Linked DNA regions of Homo sapiens: all the other regions are linked to region 1. A link is an interaction called in ENCODE POLR2A ChIA-PET data of the cell type or tissue named here. Cell type or tissue: CD4-positive, alpha-beta T cell. All regions are shown on one strand. Each heading gives the region's core, and the rest is flanking DNA. Links, peaks and the distances in the headings are about the cores only.

Evidence for each region. Peaks named below come from ENCODE experiments on the same cell type or tissue, not always from the same donor. Only the 100,000 strongest peaks of a DNase experiment are listed, where the experiment ranks them.
Region 2: POLR2A ChIA-PET joins it to region 1 with 27 read pairs; 10 of 35 experiments call an interaction of 5 or more read pairs at or near these places.
Region 3: POLR2A ChIA-PET joins it to region 1 with 36 read pairs; 8 of 35 experiments call an interaction of 5 or more read pairs at or near these places.

What each region holds. Positions count from the first base shown.
Region 1 is chr21:35,022,350-35,030,274 of GRCh38, forward strand. All of the region lies in intron 2 of RUNX1 (RUNX family transcription factor 1), which reads right to left. Among named protein-coding and RNA genes, the nearest start is that of RUNX1-IT1, 13 kb to the right of the region's middle. RefSeq lists enhancers at 4,323-4,825, 4,479-4,623 and a cis regulatory region at 4,542-4,559. In CD4-positive, alpha-beta T cell, for the core only: no CTCF peak of the experiment used is centred there; DNase peaks (open chromatin) are centred at 4,522, 5,002, 5,392, 5,802 and 1 weaker place; H3K4me3 peaks cover 1,823 bases; H3K27ac peaks cover 4,498 bases.
Region 2 is chr21:34,969,999-34,977,923 of GRCh38, forward strand. All of the region lies in intron 2 of RUNX1 (RUNX family transcription factor 1), which reads right to left. Among named protein-coding and RNA genes, the nearest start is that of RUNX1-IT1, 65 kb to the right of the region's middle. RefSeq lists a silencer at 4,174-4,468 and enhancers at 4,312-4,361, 4,492-4,581. In CD4-positive, alpha-beta T cell, for the core only: no CTCF peak of the experiment used is centred there; a DNase peak (open chromatin) is centred at 4,403; H3K4me3 peaks cover 931 bases; H3K27ac peaks cover 1,108 bases.
Region 3 is chr21:34,929,474-34,937,398 of GRCh38, forward strand. All of the region lies in intron 2 of RUNX1 (RUNX family transcription factor 1), which reads right to left. Among named protein-coding and RNA genes, the nearest start is that of RUNX1-AS1, 97 kb to the left of the region's middle. In CD4-positive, alpha-beta T cell, for the core only: no CTCF peak of the experiment used is centred there; a DNase peak (open chromatin) is centred at 4,718; H3K4me3 peaks cover 966 bases; H3K27ac peaks cover 3,189 bases.

The DNA of each region.
Region 1 (7,925 bases), core at 1,630-6,629:
GCCTGCGCCCCGCAGGAGTGCCTGAAGGGTGTCTGGTATCAGTAATCTCCTATCCCTAAACCAGCAGGAGCTGGGGAACATTTAACAACCAGCTCTTCAGGATAAACAGCTTTGACTTATAACATGTGCAGATTTCAGCAATCACTGCTGATCACTATAGTTCCTCTCACAGCAACACTCTATGTTAGAGCATTTCCACCATTTAGAGATAAGAAACAAGTGCATATAGATCTTTGTAAACTGCAATAAAATAATAAGGCAGAGGCTGGGCGCTGTAGCTCAGGCCTGTAATCCCAGCACTTTGGGAGGCTGAGGCGGGCGGATCATCTGAGGTCAGGAATTCGAGACCAGCCCAGCCAACATGGTGAGATCCCATCTCTACTAAAAGTACAAAAGCTAGTGGGGTGTGGTGGCGGGTGCCCGTAATCCCGGCTACTCAGGAAGCTGAGGCAGGAGAATTGCTTGAACCCAGGAGGTGGAGGTTGCAGTGAGCCGAGATCGCGCCAGTGCACTCCAGTCTGGGCAACATGAATGATACTCTGTTTGAATAATAATAATAATAATAATAATAAGGCGGAGATTATTTTTTAGTGATTTTGACCTTTTTTTTTTTGAGACAAGGTCTTGCTCTGTTGCCCAGGCTGGAGTACAGTAGCATGATTACGGCTCACTGCAGCCTCAGTCTCCAGGGCCAGTGATCTTTCAGCCTCAGCCTCTTCAGTAGCTAGGACTACAGGTGTATGCCACCATTCCTGGAAAATTTTTGTACTTTTTTGTAGAGACAGGGTTTTGCCATGTTGCCCAGTCTGGTCTCAAACTCCTGGGCTCAAGTGACCAGCCCACCTTGGCCTCCCAAAGTGCTGGGATTACAGGTGTGAGCCACCACACCTGGCCTTTGTTTAACTCTTAAGTTTGCATAATTTAATTTTGCATGATGTCTTTGTTTAACTGCCAGCCTGCAAAACTCCGGAAAATTAACAATCAAGTCTTGTGAGATGATGCAAACAGAAACTACTCGAAGCCCATATGTCATTGCTGTAGGAAAAGCAGGCAGATTTTCACCTGCAAGCATTTCCCTTCTCCTCTGTCACTCTCTCCCTGTCCCAGGTGGGTGGGTGGATCAGACTGAGGCTGCAGCTCATGGCAGGGGGCTGGACTGTGGATGACTGTCTCCTCCCTAGCCGGGAGGCCAGAGGCACTCAGGTGGTTCAAGTTGACCTGCGGGGCTAGCAGGGCAGAGTAGGGCTTCCCTGCACTTTGGTCTCCAGCCCTGCCTCATTGAGGCCAATGGTTTGCTTTCTCTCCTGGCTAGTCTCCAGCTGTGAATGCATCTGGATAAAGACAGGACTGGAGCCTGAGGGTGGGAAATGAAAGGGGGGCACAGGAATCCAGTCAACATTGCCTGATTTACAGGAGTGACGGCTCACAAGTGGGTACACAATTGAGGATGGGTGGAAGTGAGAATAAGGAGAGCATCTGTGGGTACCAGTTTTATGGTGTCACAGACTTCTTTTGTAAAAATAATAAACACATAAATTAAATATTAGGTGAAATATATTTTATTATATATGTGTGTATTAAATTATTATATATTTTACTATATTTATATAGTTTACATATATACTATATACTAATTATAAATATATATCAACATATTAAATAAATACAAATCAATAAACAAATAAATATTTAGCCTGGCACATATCTGCACAGCAAAAGACTGTATTTCCCAGCCTACTTTACAGCTAGGTGCCTCCATATGTTTGTTTACGTTCTGGTCAATGATTTGTCAGCAGGAGTGTCTGGGCAAATTTCAGATCCTGCTCTTCAAGGGAAAGAGTAGATCTTCCCCTTCCATATTCTCTCTTGCTGCTGGCTGGAATGTGGATGTGATGTTGGGGGCTGGAGCACCCATTTTGAGCCATGAGGTAAATGCCAGGCATTGCAGAAGGCAGCCCATCAGGGTAGCAGAAACCTGGTTCTTTGTGATTGTGAAGATGCCATGCCAATCTACTGAGACTTCTACAAGAGAGAGAAACACACTTCTATCTTGTTTAAGCCCTGATAATTTGGAATCTCTCTCTCATAGCAACCTAACCAATACCCTAATACAACACAATGTCTTTATGTGTGTGCTATTAGTAATCAGAGCATGTCTGTGGTAAAAGTAGACCTCTGGGCATTCTTCAAAAGACTTAGAACTGACTTTTAACTCACTTTCTGCATCCCATCCTTTTAACTTCTCAGAAAGTGAGGATCAGTTATATAGTTAGGTTCCTGCCCTGAAAGTACTACAGTATGACAGCACCAGGCTTTTATTTTCTTTTTAACTAGGTGTGACTAATTTGGAGATTACTTTTTAAACATACACCTAAGATGTTGTAGCTAATACTGCCTCTTCCATCCTAGTCACTTTGCAACTTGACATTCTTTTCTAGTGATGATGAAATTCTCAGCATCCAGTTAGAATTCATACAATGGTGCATATGCTTTAGAATAGCCTCAATGTCTGGAATATAAGTGATGGGTCTGATTTTTAGAAACAGCCAGAAGGCATTTAAGATCAAGACTGGTGACAAATAAGGTGACCAAGGAAGCTTGACAATACCTGTCTTGTTCAAAAATGAGGTGTGATTTAAAAGTAAGGAGGATTTACTTGTTTAGCCAATAAACTAACTCTGAAAGTCATTTCAAAAAAGCAGATCCGAAGATGTTTAAAGTAATAATGGTGCTGTTAGAATGGTGCTCCCTCTCCCTCCCAGGGGATGACTTTGAAGGACACTACAATAACAGATGTGTAAATTCTGAAATATATGGCTAAAATGAGGTTTATTATTTTCTAGTCACCACTTAGACATCTTTTAGTCATTTGTTTATGACAGTTTATAAATGAGAAAGAAGTCCATTTAAAATATCTCCATGAGGACCTCAAGGTAAATAATAGGAATCGATCATTCATCAATCTGGCCTGGCCCCGGCCCACTGAAGAAAGTTCCTTCTTGAGTGCATTCAAAGCTCTCATGGTCCAGCCCTGTTCAACCTGAGCAGCATCCTATCTGCTCCTCCCCCAGACGTTCCGATGCCCTGCACCAGATTCAAGAGAGAGCCAAGTTCCCCAACAGGCTATGCACGTGGCTATTAACACCCAGCACACGCTATCCCTGGCCAGCTCTCTCCTTCTTCCCTAAGAATTAAACATTCTTTGGCCTGAGTTTTCCTCCTTTATGTCACCATAAAGTTGAGTTATTCATTATTAGGGTCTATACATGAGTAGCCAAAATATACGGGTCTCTATATTTAGGTCAAGGGGCCTTCAGCAGGAGAACATGAATAATTAGGAGTGAGGCCATGAGACAGAGGAAGAAAAGCTCATAGGAATGGGAAGACAGCCTCTCAGATGAGAGGTGTGCGGAGTGATTGCTGTGAGGAATTGCTCAATAGGAAAGTTAGCCAACCTGAGGACGTTTCTAGGGGAGGAAAAGGGAAACTCATATGGTTCTCTGCTAATTCTTAAAAATAAGGTAGATTCTTACTCATCTAGGGTGCTTGCTCGTTATGAACACAGGAAGATTAAGGAATGAGTATGGACTGTTTCTACTCTATGTTTTCGGACAAGAAGAATAATAAAAAAGCACTGGGTAGCTGGAACAACTGCAGAGGCCCCAACAATGATGGAGACTTTCTGGTGCACCGTGGCACAGGGGTCTCTTCCAAAGGGACTCAATCAACCCCAACAGGCATCATCTTCTGTGACTCAAGATGTCCTTTTTAGGAGTGCTTGTACTTTTTAATGCTCAGAGAAGTTCGTATTACTGATTCGGGAACACTGAGTTTTTCAGCTCCTGTAAAACTATTTTCAGGTTTATTTTCAAGTACATTCTTTACCTCGGGGGGTCAAATCTTTTGGTTTCCAGTGAATATCGTGGTTATACCTGTGGTTACCCACTGACTTCTCATCTGCCTAGCTTATCTGATAACAGGCAAATGGGGAAAGAGGCTTTAATACCCCTCAAAAGGGGAAGATTGATAATTAGTTATTCACCGCATAGAATCAGGCCAGGTCAACTCTCTCCAAGAAGAAAAGCAATCTGGATATTGCACTTTGGGGTCCCTTTTCATTTTGGCATTACAGGCCTCATGAGGATGTAGTCTTTCTGTATTTCTTTCTTTCTTTTTAAATTGTTATTTATTTATTTATTTTAACCAGGTCAAAGCATTACATACTGCAGAAGAGAAAGCAACTTCAGCTTCTCTTAAACGGTGTCATTTTCATGACAGCTCGTAAATTTTGGCCTCCTATGGGTCCAGGATCTGCGCGCATCCGCCCGGGGACTTGTTGGTGGATCCATCCCTCATGGCGGAGCAGCAAGGGGATCCTTTAGAAAAAGCAATGGGCGAAGTAACTGAAAGAGCGACGCAGAAAGCAACAGCCAGAAACGGCGGGGACGCGAGCGGCCCAGACAGGAAGGGAGGCGGTGGCGCAGCTCTGGTGCGCAGCGCGCCGCAGCGACGGAACTTCTGCAAAAGCTGCCTGCCCGCGCGTTATCAGCGGCGCGCAGGCCTGTGGTTTTCTCGCTCTCGCAACCCTGCTTTAACTGCCGGTTTATTTTTCGACAAACAGGATGCCTCCATCTGAGGCTGTCAGCATCCCAGGCTCTTTGAAAGAAAAGAAGTAGAGCGGCCCCACCCTAGAGGCAAGGACGGGGTCTGTGTCAAGAGGCTTCCCAGAGAAGTGAAAACTCTGCAGGTGCAGCCGCTGGGAGAGCATCAAGAAGGGCAGGGTGGAGGGGCAGGGGGCGAAGGGAGGGGGTGAAGCCCGCACCCTACCCCCACATGAAACTGATTCCACTACCCCATCTCTGCAAGCGTCCAGAGGCAGAGAGGCCAACATTTCGGGGACAGCTTGGAGGCGGGAGATTTAGGCAGGGCTCCTTAAACTTTTATGTGCATGAAAATCAGGCCAATCACGGGGCTCTTGAGCAAATGGGGACGATGATTCAGCAGGTCTGGGCTGAGGCCTCAGATTCTGCACTTCTAACAAGTTCCCAGGTGGTAGTGATGCTGCCAGTCCAAAGACCACACTGTGAATAGCAAGGCGTCGTCGGGACAGTCTGCTTTAGAGTAAAACCTAATAGATGTGCAAATATTTAAACCAAGCTGTATTTATTCCTGAGGCCCTGGTTTAACTGGAGCCACCTTGCTAATGGAAAATGGAAAATGAAATTCCTTTAGGTTCCAAAGGGAAGGAAAGTTTGAAATGGTTAAGGTATTTAAAAAATCCTAGTTGGGAGTGGCCTTGGGGATTCGGGAGAGTTGAAGTTAGGTTCTGAGCCAAGAGATGGGGGAGGAAGGGTGGGATGTGGCAAATAAATATAAACACACACACACAAACCCCAGCCCAACCACAGGTTCTTTCCTATCAATGAAACATTTGCATCTTGCAGGTAGAACTCACACGTGTCCACATTTTTCAGAAGTTGAATGGTTTTGTGTAATGGTACAGAATTTGGAGCCCATATTTGAATATTCTAGATCCAATGTTATCTCAGACTGGCTTTAGGATCTTGTGGCCTACATTTAAAAATGCATGTTTCTGAGTCATGTTTAATTAGTAGTAGTATCTGAGAACTGAGAGACTAGACTAAGAAATCCATGGTATATGAATAAAATCTCCAGACAGCAGCTAGAACATAGAGGTCCCTCCAGAGGCAGTGCCAGTTGTCAGCTGTAAAAATAGGTTCTGCTCAGTTTTGCTTAGGCCTGAAGTTTCCTGAAGATTTCATTTAGACTTCATCAAAACCAGTCAAAGACTTCCTGTTACAGAAAGGTTCTTAAAGTATGGCTGGGACTACAGGGCTATTAAGATGCAGATTCTTGGGCCTCTCTGCCTCACTCATCATGGTTTCTCAGGGTGGGTGCCGGGAACCTGCATTTTAACAAACGCTTTGAGGATTCTTATGTACTGCCAAGTTTAGGAGTCCCTGGTCTGCAGGTTTAAGTTCAACCTTCTCACTGCAGCATTCAAAGACCTGGCTTCAATTTTGCTGTTCACAGGCGAGCCTCAGTGACTTCCTCACTGCCCTCTGAGCACTCCTGGAGCCACCTGGCTGCCTCATTCATTTCTTCTCCTCTGTCTTTCCCCAGCCCTGGAATAAAATGACTTCCATCTTCCTCTCCGAACTCTCTTCAGATCATGGCTTCCCACTCAGCAAGCAGTTACTTTCCTGGTCTGCCACTGCTGTGGTATTAATGATAGGCCACTCGATTCTCATTTTGTTGACTGAATATTTCTCATGCTTAGGCTTTGCCTCCCTGACCAGACAGTAAGTTCTCTGAAGCCATTTCATGCTATATAATCTTTATGTTCAAGACTACTTTCTAACGCAGTGTCATGTCCACATGGATCATTCAGTAAATTTACCGATGGCTTATCTATCACCAACATGTTTTACAGAGTGTTATTAAGCAGGGACACTCTCTATGGGTCTAGGATCAGAAGAAGCTGGGAAGAGAAATGGGGTAGTGGTGAGAGTGTCATGAGAATCTGGTTATACAGTCATCAAAGACACAGAGGAAGTGGGAAAAAGGGAGTGTAGACCCCTAGCTCATCTGTCTGCAGTGTGAATTGGAGAGGGGTTCCTTTTTGTTTAATATAGTTAATTTTCCACTTGAAATCAAGGTCACCAAACCTATGAGCCAAACGATGGATGCTTGCCCTTCACACTCACTGCCTAGTGATGGAGCTCTTGGTGGCCTCTCTCCACCATCTCTGCTCCACCATCTCTTCCACTCTGGCTGGCTTCCCTTCTTCCTTTCTGCCTGATGGGTTGTCAACTCAAATGCCCAACTCCAAGCTCAAGTTAAAGGAAATTTCAAGTGTATTACATATAATGAAGCAGACTGAAAGAACAGTAGTATACTAGTAAGTTAGCTTAACATGGTTTAGTGGAAAGCAGCCAATACACCTCAGTTCTGATCCTAACACAGCTAGCATCATTGGCCGTGTCACCTTGGTTTTCTTCTTTAGCCTTTCTGAGCTTCAAAATTTTTGTTATCTAAACTCTGAGCCTCAGTGTTTTCATTAACAGAGCCAGCATAACAATGTTGGCTTCTAAGGCATTGGGCAGGTGAGTGGGGTAGTTATGGAGACCACCTGAGAGAGCCTGGAACACGGTTGGTGCTGGCAACCTACAGGGCCCCAGCCCTTGGCGAGGTATCTTTCTGGAGAAATGCTTCCTAGTGTTCCTAGCCATTCCTTGCCTCAGGCACCTTCACTACCATCCCAATCACAGGCCTACTGCTCTTCCTGGTCCAGCTTGCTGGTCCTAGTGCTTAGCTTCTCTCTTAAGGGGATCTTTTGACCTCTGTAGGAATTTCTTCCGTCTTGGGCTTCTGGCATGGTTCTATTGGTCACCTGGCACCCTCCTCACCACTTCAGTGGTGCCCCCAACTCTGCTTCTAGGACTCTGGCAAGTCCTACAACCACGATCCTGGTAATAGTACGAGGTTGGATTTGTCAACCTTGTCACGATCACATTTCTGTTCTGCGCATTGTGGGCTGTTTGGTAGCATCTTTGGCATCTGCCTACTGGATGTTAGTACAGTCCCCTCTATCCCTTGAGTTGTGACAACTAGAAATGTCTCCAGACAGTGCCAAATGACCCCCTTCCTCCTCACACTGCCTCCTTCTTCCAGGTAAAAACCACTGGTGAGGCCGGGTGCGGTGGCTCACGCCTGTAATCCAAGCACTTTGGGAGGCCAAGGCGGGTGGATCACGAGGTTAGGAGATCGAGACTATCCTGGCTAACACGGTGAAACCATGTCTCTACTAAAAATACAAAAAATTAGCCGGGCATGGCGGTGTGCACCTGTAATCCCAGCCACTCAGGAGGCTGAGGCAGGAGGATGGCGTGAACCTGGGAGGC
Region 2 (7,925 bases), core at 1,833-6,832, 52 kb before region 1:
AAGGGCTGGATGGCAGACGTTCATGTCTTCCTTCTCCAAGCTATGGCTTGCCTCCAGAGATAATTACTTTATGAACACACTTGTTATGCATTGAGATAATTTATGTGGGCTACGGTATTTAACACTTTTTCATGCCTTCAGATAAGACTTTGTGCAGCTAAATGAAATAGATGCTTTAGAAAGGTCTCTTTTCACTTCCCAGAATCATGGCAACATCAGGAAAAGGAACCTTTCACTTCAAGGCTGGGGGTATGTCAGGAGACGTGGTGGAGAGATATTCTACTCATCACAGCAGTTAGTTTTGGAAGCACCACAGATGACTCCAACACCATTAAGGGTGGCGAAATCAGGTTGGCAATAGCAGCACTTACTTTTCCAAATTAAATCAGTTCATATGCTTTGCAGATTGTTCAAATTCAGCCCTTTTCCTGGGAGAAGACAGATGTGGCAGAAGAACAGGGGCACTGCTGTTTTATTCTGATCCTGGATGGCTGGGGTTTTAAGATTGGCCTTTGCCCTCAAAAGTCACCTTCAGCCTTCAGAAAAATCCTTCAGTGTTTTTTCAGCCCTCCACTTCCCTTCACCCTTTACATTTTACCTCACTGGGCTCCTACGTTGGTCAGAGGTCGTGTTCCACTTTGGTGCACTCTTAATGTGTGCATATTATTCTTTACATCTGCAAACTCATTTAATCCCCACACTAACCTTGTGAGGCAGGCACCATGGTTGTGTTCTTGTATGGACTATGATGGACCCACTGCACACTGATGAAAACCATGGCCTTATGTAGCAAGAGGTTAACAGTTGGTCAATCTGGGTGAAGAGTATACAGCCATTCTTTGTATTACTCTCGCAACTTTCCTGTACGTTCAAATTATTTCAAAATTAAAAGAAAAAAAAAGGTCTCCAGAGCTAGATAAGTTTGGATTGCAGTAATGGCTCAACTACTTACTAGCTGTTTGTAAACTAAGGGTTTTATATCTATCGCCCATTTGATCCTCATAAACTTATAAGGTTATGTTGGTATATAGTTTATGTAGGTATTATACATTTATTTCAGCTGTGTCCATGAGGAAACTGAGGCTCAGGGAGGTCGAAGAATGTGTCCAAAATGCCTGGGATTATGTATACTATGCTGTGCTTATCTACAGTTTGAATTGACTTATTAGTATTAGGCTCCTAGAGCTATGAAGAAATACAGTGTTAGATCAGTTCTTTTTTATCAAAGAAGATTTTATGAGGACACACAGTAGCTGCCAATGAAGACTCTGATCTTAAAAGATATAGCATGTAACTTAAAATTTCTTAACTTCCCTTAATTGATTTCTAAATAATAGATTGATAAGGAGAATCCTGGGAAAGGCCAAACATTGAGAATTTTGTTAATATTAATTCTTCCTTATAATCACTCTAAAGAATGATAATTCTTTTGCTTTATCTTAAGAAGGTACTTTACTATCTGGATCATTTTTATCACCTTCCAGATACATTTAAAATTTTTATCAGCCATCCATCCATCCATCCATCCATCCATCCATCCATCCATCCAACCACCATCTATCTTATCCACCCACCCTTCCATCATTTATTATGTATGGCGTACATACTATGAACAAAGTCTTTGTCAAAGAAGGAAAGGTGCATATCTAGCCTTCACTGAAGTGAAGGAGGGAATACAGGCCTAACTACACCAGAAGGTAGGGCACAGGTTCCCATGTGAGGGCAAGAGATAGGGAGGTAAACTCCGGCAGCTCAGAGGGGACAGAAAGGCTTCTTTGGAGCCCATGAATTGCAACAATCAAACCTCAAGCACCACATATTTTACAGAACAAGCATAACAACATGTTGTGTGGTTCACCAGTGCCTAATAAAGGATTTCTGTGGCCTACCCTGATGAAGCAGTGGATTGCACTGATGTCTTCACTGAGGAATGATCTCAGGCATGATTTTAATGACCCTTTGCAGGGTTATAACTGATCTCTTAGAGACCATAATTTTAAAAATATAGTTTAGAACACTTTCTCCTGAACACATTAACAGGCCAACTTTCAAGTTTACATGGCATTTTTATATCCACTACCCAAATCTTTCTGTAGTTCATTCCATTTATATGGCACCTGGATAAGCTCATTTTTACCAGAAAAACTGGAAATTTCACTGCCTGTCCTGCTCTGACTTTCAGATGACTCCTAAAATATTGAACTAAGGAGCCCAACATTGACCACTGGGGGCCTTGAATTCATACTTTTCATCTAGGGAAATGTCCATTTGGTTTCTGCCTTCATATCAATATTCTATGGCAAAACATTTTCCAATTCTATGGTAATTAAATAAATAGAAGTTTTACTAGGTTCCATGACAAATAACCTCTGGAAGTAAAAATTATTTATATCTCTGGCCTCATGTGTCCACTTGCTCATTATCTACTCAAAGAAATGTACAATATACATTGCCCTATACAGCAAACAAATGAAAATAACCAAAAGCAAACTCCTGTTCCTAAAAAGTATGGATAAATGCAATTTTTGCTTTGTGCTTTGTCAAATGAATCATATGTTACCATCACTAAAGACATTTGCTATTTGATAGAATTCTGTTGTGAATCTTATCATAAAATAAAACATTTCTCTTGATTGATCTTCTGTATAAGCAAGGTGTTGAAATGTTAGGTTTAGAGAGACAAGACTTTCTACTTAAATGACCAAGTGGTTTGGGACTTTGCATTGATTAACTCTACAAAGAATGAGATTGGTGGTGTGCAGCCTTCCATACAGCAGGCATCATTTGGCAGGCATCTTCTTTTATAATAATCCCATTGTCCAGTTGCATGCAACTGGACCCACGGGTTGGAGAGAGCCTGATGCTCCCTTTGACTTTTCTCCCTCAACATCTTGCTCTGGGTGAGATCATTAATCTATTATTTTTACATTAGTGACTCCCAAATTCATGTCTCCAGCCCAGAACTATTTCCTTGGAATTCTAGACTGACATTTCTGGAGAACCTTGAGAGCTCTTGTTGTGTACTTCATGGAATCCTCAAAACCAATATATCCCAAACTAATCACTTGAATGGATTCCCCAGCTCACTAGAGATAGGCAGTAAGGCTCTTTCTCCCTCCATCTGTCTCTTAGAGACTATCTCATAGTTTTCAGTCCTGCATGCTTATATGGACAAAGGGAGGAGGCAGATGTAGGAATCTTTTATTCAGGCCCCTCACATCTCTAAAAGATAGTCCCACTTTGGTGCCTGTGATGTTATATTGTAGTGGTTGGTGTATTTGATTGTCTCCCTTGCTACATAGTTATCATGCCAAGGACAAATTTTTGTCTGTGAATGGAGAAGAACGAGGGAAGCTCAAATCCCTGCAACGTACTGGCTTCCTGACCTGGATTGGACAAGTCACATAATCTTTCCAGGACTAATCCAGTGTCATCATGTGTGGGAAATTTTTGTATGTGAATTTTATGATACTATACATATATAAGTGATTTTTAAGAGGCCATTTATTTTCTCTTACAGTTTTCCAAACTTTGCATGTATTGATATAATAAATGTTTTATCACTGATCCAATCCATTCTTCATGCATTCATCATTACAATCCTCCTATAAATCTGCTTGTAAATCCCAAGTACTAGTTTAATTTACCAAGAGAACAACACAAACCTCCCTCCATGTCATAGAAAACTCAGTTTGGAGACACTTTATATTAAACCTTATTCCCAAATGTCATCACCACCCAGGGCAAATGGCTCATCTGACACTGTTAGCTTCTAAGGAACATTTTAATCCTTTCTACTATTGCCAGCATAGCACATGAATGACACCAAATCCACTACAAGTCTCCAGGGAGAAATGCATCGCTGATATGATGGCTTTATCTACATTTACACATTGAGGGGAAAATTGAGCTTGTTTTCATACTTCCACAAGTGCACTCTTCTAGCCCACTTTGCCTTTATTATCTCAATATTTCTGATGAATCGGAATTTTGGCCTGGATTATCCAAAGAATTGTTTCAGATCTCTTTGCCTCCACACGTAGATGGAGCTTTAGGCTATGCTCCTCCCACCCCTTCATAAATTCATGGCTTTTCAAAAATTTTCTTCTCTGTTTTCGTAAAAGCCAAGTGCAAAGAGAGAAACTAACTGATTGTACTTCTTCTTGATATGCCTGATAGTTTTCTGTCATCTTAATCATCACACGAGCAAGACTACTCAACACCCAGGCCTTCTGAGATCCGAACAATAAGTAACCACCAGTCACCTCCACACAGGCTGGCCAGGGGTGCTCATGGGGCAGAGTCCATATTAGCTGAAGACTTGCCTGTCCTCTGCCAGGGAACTCTACGGAAACGAGGGCAAGCTTTGCATGAAACCCCATTTGCAAACCGAAACCGTGAAAAAAAAAAAAAGGTGGTTCAGTGTGGTTTTTACTCAAAACCAGGTGAAGCTTTGTGGTTCAGCCAAGTTTTGACTTGAAGCCGGAGAGAGCTCACTGTGTTTGGCTGGACCTTGTTTTACATTTCATGTTCCATTTGGTTCTGTTTCCCAAACCTGAAACTGAGGGTTCAGATGAGGGGCACAAAATGAATAAAATGAAGTTGACATGAAATGTGGTGTAGATGAAGACAGCACCAGCTTTGTGATGCCAACTCCTGCTCCTGCTCTCTGCCGGCACTCCTTCTAGAAACGGCCTTCCCCACACTAAGTAGTTCCCTGGGACTTTTCTTTAAGGAACAGAATGATTAACACTATACAAAAATAGCAAAGGCTATTTTGCTCTTGTTTATTTTAACAGATCCATTAACAAATCTGTTTTTGTGAGTCAGCCATTGAGACTTTTGAGGAAAACATTTTAAGTAACAGACTGTGACGTTATAATGGCATGAATTTATTTAATATGTTTTAAATATCTACTATGTGCTAGAAATTTTAACTTATTAAGTTCTCACCGTATTTTATAGATGTGGAAACTAGGCTCAGAGTGATTGGATAAATTGCCCATATGCTAAAAGAGAAGGCAAGCAAGTGTAATACTAGGCAGAGCCAGCTAGATGTGGAAACTAGGCTCAGAGTGATTGGATAAATTGCCCATATGCTAAAAGAGAAGGCAAGCAAGTGTAATACTAGGCAGAGCCAGCTAGTAAGTGGTGGAGGAAAAGACTTCCCCCTGGATCTTTTCCCTAGCTATTTTCATTAGACCTCAATACCTACAAATCAGACCGAAGTTCTGCCCTCCGGGATATTATGAAGATACATATTTGGCTTCATAAAGAAGCTCTGCTCTGCTTCTATGGATTTAACCAACTGTGGATCTCTCTACGTATAGATCTGTATATATGGATGGTTGTCTGTATTGAACATGCGCAGACTTTTTTCCTGTCATTCTTCCCTAAACAATACAGTATAACAACTATTTGCATAGCATTTACATTATGTTAGGTATTATAAGTAATCTAGGGTTGATTTAAAGTATACAGGAGGATGTGCACATGTTATATGCAAATACTACACCATTTTAGAAAAGAGACTTGAGCATCTGAAGATGTTGTTATTCCAGAGGGGTCCTGAAACCAATACCCCCATGGATACTGGGGGGTGACTGTACTTAAAACAATAGTGTGTGGTGGAAAGTGCTAAACTTCCTAAAAGTTGTCCAAATGGTGAGCTGTGTGGGTTTAGAAGAGGGGAGAGAAGGCTTCTAGCTAGGGAAGGAGGGGTGGAGAGGGTAGCAATTGCAAAAATCTTTGTAAAAACAGTGACATTTGTGACACAGAAGAGCAGTTGGGTGTGTAGCTCTTGGGGGGCGGAAATAGTTTTGGAGGGGAGACAGGGTGGCTGAAAACAGAGAAGAGAGAGGATTATTTGTTGAAGTGAAGAGTTTATAAAGGAGAGTTAAGGAAAGTAATTTTGGAAAGATGGATTGAGACTAAATTATGGAAGGTCTTGGTTTCACGGCCAGTTGAGTTGTGTTTTATCTGCAGAAGAAAGCTATCAAATATTTTTGAGTCAGTATTCACAAAATCAGGACAAAATGTAGGTGAAAGCCAGAGTTTAACTCTGAAAATTACTTGTGTCTTATTGGAAATTTGGAGGGAGATTGAAAAAAATACATCAATTGGTCTTTCCAAAAAAAAAAAAAAATTACAGAAGAAAAGCTAATCATTTTCACACTGTTCAAGCTCAATGAGATCTAGTTGAGATTACAGATTAATACAAAGCTCTTGCTTACATTTTGAAGTTAGTATTTATTAGCACATATCTTGCAAGAGTATATCATCAACTGCCTTTCCCAAATTGAAAAATTTCCTCAAATATATGGGCTCCTTTTTTCATGATCACTATCCTTCCAGGAGAAAAATAAAATTAAATTTAAATTCTCCCTAATGAGGGAAGTAAAACACTAAGGAATAAGTTTTATCCAGTAGGATTGAGCTTTGGAGGTCCACAAGTCATTATAATTGTAAGACTTTTTCTATCCCTGAATACTAATTTTCATCCCCCTGGGTGCAATATTGCTCCCATTGGGACTGCATGGTGTAGGCCCAAGCTTGCTTTGCCATGACATTTTGACGAACACCGTGGAAGCTCTCTGATGTCTGGTGAAGTCTGCGTCACAGAAGGGAGGACGGATACAATCTCCTAGCCAAATAGGTTGACAATTGATAGGCTATGTGAAAGATTTGATTCAAAAATCAAACAGAGAACCTAGAGAACTACTGGGGAAGACAATATTGCTAGAGCACCATGATCAGTTACATGTTGGTTATTATACGTCCCTTAGGCTACCAGTGTTTCCTGTAAAATAATCTGCCTTTATTTTTTGCTACGCATTCTGCTAGGTGATATCGGTAGAAAAGTTAAAAAAAAAAATGCTAGAGGTGGATCTCACAAAACATAGCAGTGTGAGGGTGAGCATCAACATAGTATGCCTCTGAAGTCTTGAATTTACTCTTGCTATCCAAATTACCTCACTCAAACGGGGAAATGTTCCTTCCATTAAGTAATAGCTGTGAAAATATTTATCTTCACCAATTCAATGGATATTCTTTGGAGAAATCTCTGTATAATTTAATAAATTAGAGTGGTTGAGCATATAATGTTGTGTTTTGTTGTTGCTGCCGTTTTACTGACTATGGCTATTGTGTGAATTTCTGTTTAATCAATCAAAATTATCCATTTTGTCTTTAAAAAGAAAAGAAAAATTTGAAAAATAAGAGTAGTCTACACGGTGTTGAATTCCCCACTGTACCCAAAGATCGATGGCTCATCCTTCTGAAGAAGGGAATTTTGAGCCAATATAATAATAATTGGTGAACTGCTATTATCTTTCAATGATCTTCCATTTAGAGGAAAAAACTTACTGCTTTTACAAGCTCTGGAAAACTACCCCAGGAGGGTTATCTTGGTTCACTGAGCTTGGGCTATGGATTTAGGTACCAAGCAGTTTGACAATCTTATACAATTTTTCTTTGGTCAAGTCACTCCAAGACTCCTATCAGCCAAAACTATAATTTGATGGTTCATCATTTTTAACCTATTACTACCTGCTTTTGCGGAGAGAGGGGTAGGATTTCAATCCCAAAACATACTTTAAACTGTCATTACAACATATACACATGGAAGTGGGGACAGTCAGGTATTTGATCCAGACTGGATTATGTGTGACTTCACACATACTTTTAGAAGTTACTTCTACAAAGATATTTGGAGCTTGGAAACACACTGGAATGACTTGGCTGTAAACCTGAATGGAGAATGTCGCTGGAGAGGCCAAAAAGCTGTCTCCATCTTTCTTCCAACATCCTTCTAGTGTGACCTATTGCTATGTAAGGAAGGTAACTGTTATTCCATCTACTTCATAGTTTTCATCATGGATTCATGAGGCAATGTGTAAAATGTCCAATGTCTTTAGAGTAAACAG
Region 3 (7,925 bases), core at 1,677-6,676, 93 kb before region 1:
TTTATCTAAGAGAGATTCTCATATGTTTGACTTTTTATAGATTTTGCCATTGAGTTTCATGATTGCCAAGATGCCCAGATCAATACCTTGAGGGAATACCTTTTGGCTGAACAACATGACACTGGAGACTGGCACTGGTTTTGAATAAAATACCAGTGAGGAAAATTTTTAAAATACTCAATATATAATTCATCTGAGAATAACAAGTGACATGAACAAAAATTGGCTTTTTAAGAGATGAGGCTAAGAACCAGCTTACAGCCTCTCAAAAGACCTTAGTTGAATATTCTTTACCCAAGTCACTTCTGCTGTCACTGTCTATCCTTTTTAACACACACATACAACTCCTTATGTTACAGTGAGCTCTTCAGAGCTCCTGAAGCTGCCATCCAGGTATTCCTTGAACTGTTGTCATCCCGGAAAATTCTGAAACTTTCCTAGTATTTAAGTATTCATATATCCCCTTTTAAGTATTAGTCCCTATAGTAGATGCAAAAGAATAAGATACAACTCTTTATTTTGTAAGGACAAATGAATGACATATGTTTCAAGAATAAATTCTTTCTCTCTCTCCATATATATACATATCTCATGAAAATATATCTCATAAAGATATATATTTAAAAATAAATATATATATTTGAATTTAAATTAATGTCATTTAATATTAATTTCTTAGCTGCAAAAACCAAATTTCAAAAAATACATACATATACATATATATTATATATACATATATACATGTATATATATTATATATACATATTATATATGTATATTATACGTGTGTGTGTATGTATATATATATATATATATATAAATAAATAAATAAAATTTTACAACTAACATTAGCCATTGAATAGTATGAACCTAGACTCTGGTTCTTTTATCTGATGACATGACTAGAGGAGGGATGGCCAAATAAGGTTTATCTGGGGTCCCAACTCTGATTGATTAGAACTGGCTGAAGGAAGGACTCTGAGACCACAACTGAGCACAGCAAGAATGAGTGCTGTGATCAATTATTGATGTCTGCAACAGGCAAGAGGGGACATGTGCTCAATGGGCACATGTGGCTAGTGGCCGCCATATTAGGCAGTGTAAAATTATGGACTATTTACATAATCGTGGAAATTTCTGTTGCACCACTTAGAGTCCAGAGTTCTAGATTTCATATTGAGTTCTTCAATTGGAATGAATACTGAATGGCTACACTGCCACACACACACACTCTCTCTCTCTCTCTCACACACACACACACACACACACACTCCACCCAATTCCTTTCAGAGATAAAATTTTGAGATTTGAGAAAAGACAAGGAAGAAAACTGCAAGTGAACCATATATAGAAGTAGTTTCTCAATTGTAAGGTCACCCATTTCTTCCTAGACTTTTTTTGAAGAAGATGACAGTTCCTCATCCTAACCTTCCAAACTTTCTTGGTTGAATCTGCCAGGCAACTCACATCCAATATCCTAAGAGATCACAAGCAGTCACAATGGTAGCAGACAGAGCTGGCTAGAATTGGCAAGAGAGGCCCCATCACTGCCACCCACTTCTCATTTGGGCCGGAATCAGATGGGTTTTGTTGTCTAGTAGAAGGATTATCTAATTTACCTCTGAGTTTCTCTATGTGATTCTTGGAGCCCAGCATTCTGATGAACGCATAAAAGGAATTTTGACTTGGGTTGTGCTAATCCTCCTTACACATCTGTGCTGCCTAGAGGTGATTCACTTCTTTAGAATCCCTCCAATAATATTATTATTTTTCTAAGCGTCTGGAAGGTAGTGTCTTTGTTTGCTAGGGTTGTCTGCATTTGAAAACAAGTTAATCAACATGCATTATATATATATACACATTTATATATATATATACATGTGTATATATATGTGTATATATAATATATACATGTATATAATATATACACGTGTATATATTATATATAAAGCATATATAAATGTATACAATATATTATATATAATGTATATATTATATTATATATGTATATAATGTATATGTATTATGCACATGTATATGTATTACATTATATATACACGTATATGTATTATATTTTATATGTATATAACGTGATATATGCGCCTAAATAGACTGTGGTTCTTTTATCTGATGAGATGACTAGAGGAGGGATGGCCAAATAAGGTTTATCTGGGGTCCCAACTCTGATTGATTGGAATTGGCTGAAGGAAGGACACTGAGACCACAACTGAGCACAGCAAGAATGAGTGCTGTGATCAATTATTGATGTCTGCAACAGGCAAGAGGGGAAGATGTGGCTGGCTATCTGCATACCAGATAGTCCCCATCTTAATAAAGAATGAAGCTTGTGGAGGGGACAGTGGGAGATAGGGCTGCGTAGAGTGGTTGGATTTGTGTTCAAAGCGCCCTGAGAAGTCTGTACTGAATTCCTTAGGCAGTGGGGAGTGGAAGAGTCTTGAGCATTATAGCAATATGACAACATCTGAACTTTTAGGAAGCAAACTTGGCCATATGTAAGATGGACTGAAGTGGGGGAGGATAACCAATAAACTAGGAGCTTAAATAAGAAAAGGTAAGGACAGTGCAGATGTGGGAACATTAGAACTGCCTTGGAGCAAATGATAACCATGAGATTCCCATTTTGGATGATTGAGAGGGTGTTTTAATTTATAATGAAGGTAATTAATTTATAGAGAGTTGTATTCTTTTTATCTGTTTTCATGTAGAGTGCTTATTACAGTATAGATGTTATAAACATGTTTATTGAGTAATATATGATAATAAATTAATGAATGAATGAAAGAGTAAGTGAAAGTTAGGAGGAGGAGCTGGTTTTGAGGAAAAGAGGACAAGTTATATTTTATACATTCTAAGTTTCAGGTGTTGGCAGGGCCCTCTGTAGAGATGTCCCCAGTTCAGACATAGCTTTCCAGTCCTCTTCAAACCTACCATTATACCACTGCTGGGTTGTGGGTTCTCCCCTCTAAACGACTACTTCCTGCATATCACTTTCCATATAGCTGATTTATGATTTTCTTTTAGAAAACCATGCCGGTGATCTTTACCTATGTAAAACAGTTACAATTTATTGAGGAGTCCATTATGTGATATCATTTGTGATACAATGTATCATTGAATCTTTATGGCTCCCTAATATTGGGGACAATATTATACCCCTTCTACTGAGGTTACTAACTCAAGTAGTAGAGTTGAGATTCAAATCCAAGTTGCCTTCCTTCTAAATTTTACCCCTGTTTGTTTCCCCACACTGTCTCTCACTACTAAGTGATACATTCTAGAAAATGCTCATGCCATGCTTCTGATCTCATGTTAACCAACGGTGCCTAGTGGAACCTCATTACCCCCGGCATTTCCCATACTCCTCTCCCATTTACCCATTTCTCTCATCCATGATTTTCTGACCAATTAGCCAGTCTGTCCTACATTATACCCATCTCTCTTCTTATTGCATGTGCATCCTCTTTTATGCATTCACTTCTACTCCTATTTCTCACTTTAGTACGTACATGTACGTGTGCATAATGATCACATGCTTTTGAAGTGGTATTAAGAGAGTTTGCACAAAAATTGTGGGACAGATATGGGTATAATGTGGTGTGTGTTCACCCAAAGCTGTTGGCTTTAATCAGGATTGCAAAGCTATACACACAGGACATAACAGTTTATCTTGGAAAATTAGTGGTTGGGAACATCTCGATGGTGGACTTGTTTCAAACTAAACACCTCTTCCTCAACCTTCAGTGCCCTTCTGCAGAGCTGTTAGTGCATGAGTACTGTGAGATGCGTCCTTGTTACATGCTACAAGTAGCCCCTCAGGTAGAAGCCAGTGTTTCCAAATGTCTACATAACTAGGTCAAATTACATCCAGAGCTAGGCTGTGTTGCTCTGATGTGTTTACACTTATTTTCCATTGAATCTAAGTTTCTAATGTTTTAGGTCACTAACAATGAATCCAACATCTGACATTTTATGAGTGGTGGGATGTTATCAATCCTTCAGCAAGTTTTGATGTTTTTTTTATGACTTCTGGCAAGCTGGAGTCATTAGGATTTATTACCAGAAAAGGGAACAAATACTGTTGTTTTACTGTGTTCGACGTATAGTAGCTGAAAGTAGAGTATTTTCAAGACCTATGTTCCTTTTGAAATAAAAAGTTCCTAGGTCTTGCCTTGGTCTTTGGGTTGGCTGGGCATGCAGTACACTGCACTGAACTCACTGGTGTGATGGACCCCGTTCACGCACCACTCCAGACCTTCCTGGCTCAGTGCCTGGGAGTTTGTCTTGCTTCTGGGTCTGGGTGGCCTTGGAAATGGGGCAAAGGATACTGTCATAAAGCCACAGCTGCTGCTATTGCCATCACAGACCAAAGAATTCCCATGTGTGATGCTCACTGACAAGAGGAGTCAGCTGTACCTATGTGCTACTTGGCCAGAACTTAGAGATGCTTGGATTTCCCAGTGGCTACCTGGGGGTTCCAGGTAACAACTTGCAAGTGCAGGGGGAATTAATACTGTATTGGGTGAACTTTTGATCAATGAGAGGCAGTGGATAGGGAGAATCCAGCAGATAAGTTGCTTGCCTTTGTTCTAAGACACAGCAGATTCGTACAGCTTTTCTGTGTATGTCCTGAGAGAGCAAAGGCTTAGCTAAGTTTCTCATGAGCTGTGACTAGCTCTGTGCCTTTTCTTTTGCTTTCACTTTTACTTCCTTGGGACTGTACACCCTGTTGCCCCACCCCAAAAAGCATATAAGCTTTTGAGTCAAGTTTTTTTTTAATTTTTTTTTAATCATCTTAGGCTAAGACACTTTTTGTCCCTTCTGTTAGATTTGAACTCTTGGAGGACTGAGGCCATGTCATTTTCATGTTTCTCTTGATTGCATCTAGATATTTATTGAAACCATGTTTGCTGAATGACAATGTCTGGCTTACCACCCAAAGGAAGTTCAACAAAGGGGAGCAGAATCCCTCAATTCAGGGTGGCTTTGACATTCATGTCACACCCAACCTGCCACACAAATATTGGTCCAGCTCGCTGTGTCTTGGCAGGTGATGGAAGCTTGGCCTTGGAGGCACCAAGGAGCTAAGAGGACTCCATGATATGAACACAAAGGTCGATTCACATGCTGGTGCTTTAGGGGGCATTAAAACCATTCCAGAGAAGCAGGAATAAAGAATATAGGAGCATCTTTGTGGACACTGGGTCTGCAGGTCTAGCAGTAACAGAGGAGGGCATAATGGATTCATGAGGTCAAAGCTGGGATGGACCTTGACTGTAATGAAAAGAGGCCATGAGGGTGTGAATCAGGGAAAGAGGATGAAGGCAGGGGTGGGAGTTGTGTTGAACAATTGGCAGATGATCCAGGAGGCTTCATAGGTTGAAGACTTTCAGCTACTCATTAGGAAACAGCAGGCATATTCCTTCATTTTTCCCCTTTTTCATTTTTTAGACTTCCCCATATTCATTTTCCCTCTCTCTCCCTTACTGCTATTATTTTTTCATGTTTTTGATTCTGTCTTTATTCTACATTTGATGATTCAAAATGTGACATCTTTACATTTAATGAATTCTTAACCCAGTGGTATATGTTTTGAAGAGTGAAATTAATAAAGAGGCTTAGAGAGCAAATAGAAATACACTTCTATAATGAAAATAATCTGTCACTCATGCGTTAGCTGATTCTAGTTGATGTGTTCTTTGGGAGCCTGAAGACAACCGAGAAATGGGTCCTACAGCTGTGAGCTCTCCTTCCACTGCCATGATTTCCTTCACGGAGTCATAGCATTGCTGATTCCTAACTGGGATGTGGTTGGACTTAAACCTTGGTTTAAATCCTGACTCTGATATCCAAACATCCTAAGAGTCAAGTGCCTGGTTTCTTAGTTTCTGATTTTTTACACAGATAATACCTTCACAAACACATACGGTATATGGAAGTTGAAGAAAGAAATGAAATAATGTTTAAATATGACTTTGAACATATTCAACAAAACTCTCGGGTTCAGGAATTTTAGTATTGTGGTAAGAATATGATTGCTGTGAATGACAATAATAGTTGAGCTAGCCCTTCAGTGAACAAGTTGAGACACTTTTTTTTTTTGTAACCTGGTTAACATAGGGTTTCTCAACCTCAGAACTCTTGACATTTTGGGCTGGATGAATCATTGCTGTGGAGAGCTATGCTGTGTATTGTAGGATGTTTTGGCTCATCCCTAACCCCTACCTATTAGATGCCATTAGCCTCCCCTACTCCTGATGTCACATCCAAAAATGTCTCCTGACATTGCCAAATGTCCCTTCCTGGGTAAAATCTTTCCCAGGTGAGAACCACTGGGATACAGCATGTCCACTAGAGCTATAGTTTTCCTCCTTATATTAACGTGTTGACTAAAACTTAAAAAGCAAACATAATAGATACCTCCAAACAGCAAATGGGCTAATGCAGTTGGTATACACAACAGTACATCTGCCAATGTTTATACATAGCACACGGCTGTACTCAGCTGCAGCCAGTGACAAACAGAATTCGGAGTTTACTTTCAGTCCACACTAAGAGGTGACTAACATGGCGGGATAAAAAGCCAGGAGACCCCCCTTCCCAGAAGCCCCCCTTTGAATCACAACACATATGTGAGTAATGACTGTGAATTGAATTTATGACTCAAGTGCTGTTTGTCTGCATACATCAAATAAAATTTGAGACTTAAAGACACAAGCTGCCATGTTCGTTTCCCCCCTCATATTCATTTGTGATAACTACTTAGAATTCAGCCCCCCTCTTTTTTAAAAAAAAATAGCACTCTGTCATTTCCAGAAAATGTTTTAAATTAGTACAAAACTTGGCTAAATTTAGCTTTTATAGAAGAAAGAATAAAACATAATTAACTGTTTAAAGAAGAAAACAGAAACCACATGAAGGAATGAGACTTGCTGGCGAGAAATCTAACAGTAGTGCTTGGTAGCTAACCCATCTCCTGTGTAACAGATGTTCACGAATTTAAATGGAAACAGGATGGGCGTCCCCATAGAAGGCATTTGTGATAAAAAGCTGCTAACTGTGTAAATGTACGAGGCTGCTACAGGTGTGGCATCTCATCTAATTGCCCAGGGATGGGACTGCAAGAACACTCGAATGCACAAAGCAAAAGAAAGTCTCAGCATGGCAAGAAATATCGACAGATAGAACGCTTAGCAGGATCCTGGCCGGGAGACCCCATGGGTGCAGTCTGCTTGCTGTAATTGCCGGCTGGAGTGGAAAAGAAAAGACTCTGTTTTAAAGCTCTCGAAGCATTCGTCTCTGGTTTTAGCAGAACATATAACATCTTCTGTAATTTCTATGTAAATACTTGACAGTTGAAAAGAATTCTTTTTTTTTCTTCCTATCCAGACTATAATTTATGGTGGTTTAGTGGGAAAAGGGGTTAATTTGATTTAAAAACTGAAAATGATTCTCTATTTGGCTTTTTAAAAAGTATTTATTTAAAAAACTCTGCACAGAACAGACAGAGGGGAGACAAAGGATTCTATTGTATGACTGACCTAGGCGTGCCATGTCTCTTTGCTCCCTACACAGACAGAGGCCTGGCCTGAAGCACGCAAGATTATGCACACATGGGTCCAATCTTTGTCACCTGTCACCTAATAAAGCCTCACTGAATCAAAGACTAGGTTATCATTTATTCTGCTGGACTGACTTATGCAACATTCTCTGTTTAATGTCATCTTTTCTTAATACTCAATTATTATTATTATTGTTATTGTTACTGTAATATTTAAAAACACAGATGGACCTGGGAACATGCCATTGTAACATTGTGGCCATCAGCCAAAAAAAAAAAAAAAAAAGGTACAATAATCTATTGTTGAGCTGGAACTCCTCCAGTGACTCATAGGCTCTGGGGATAA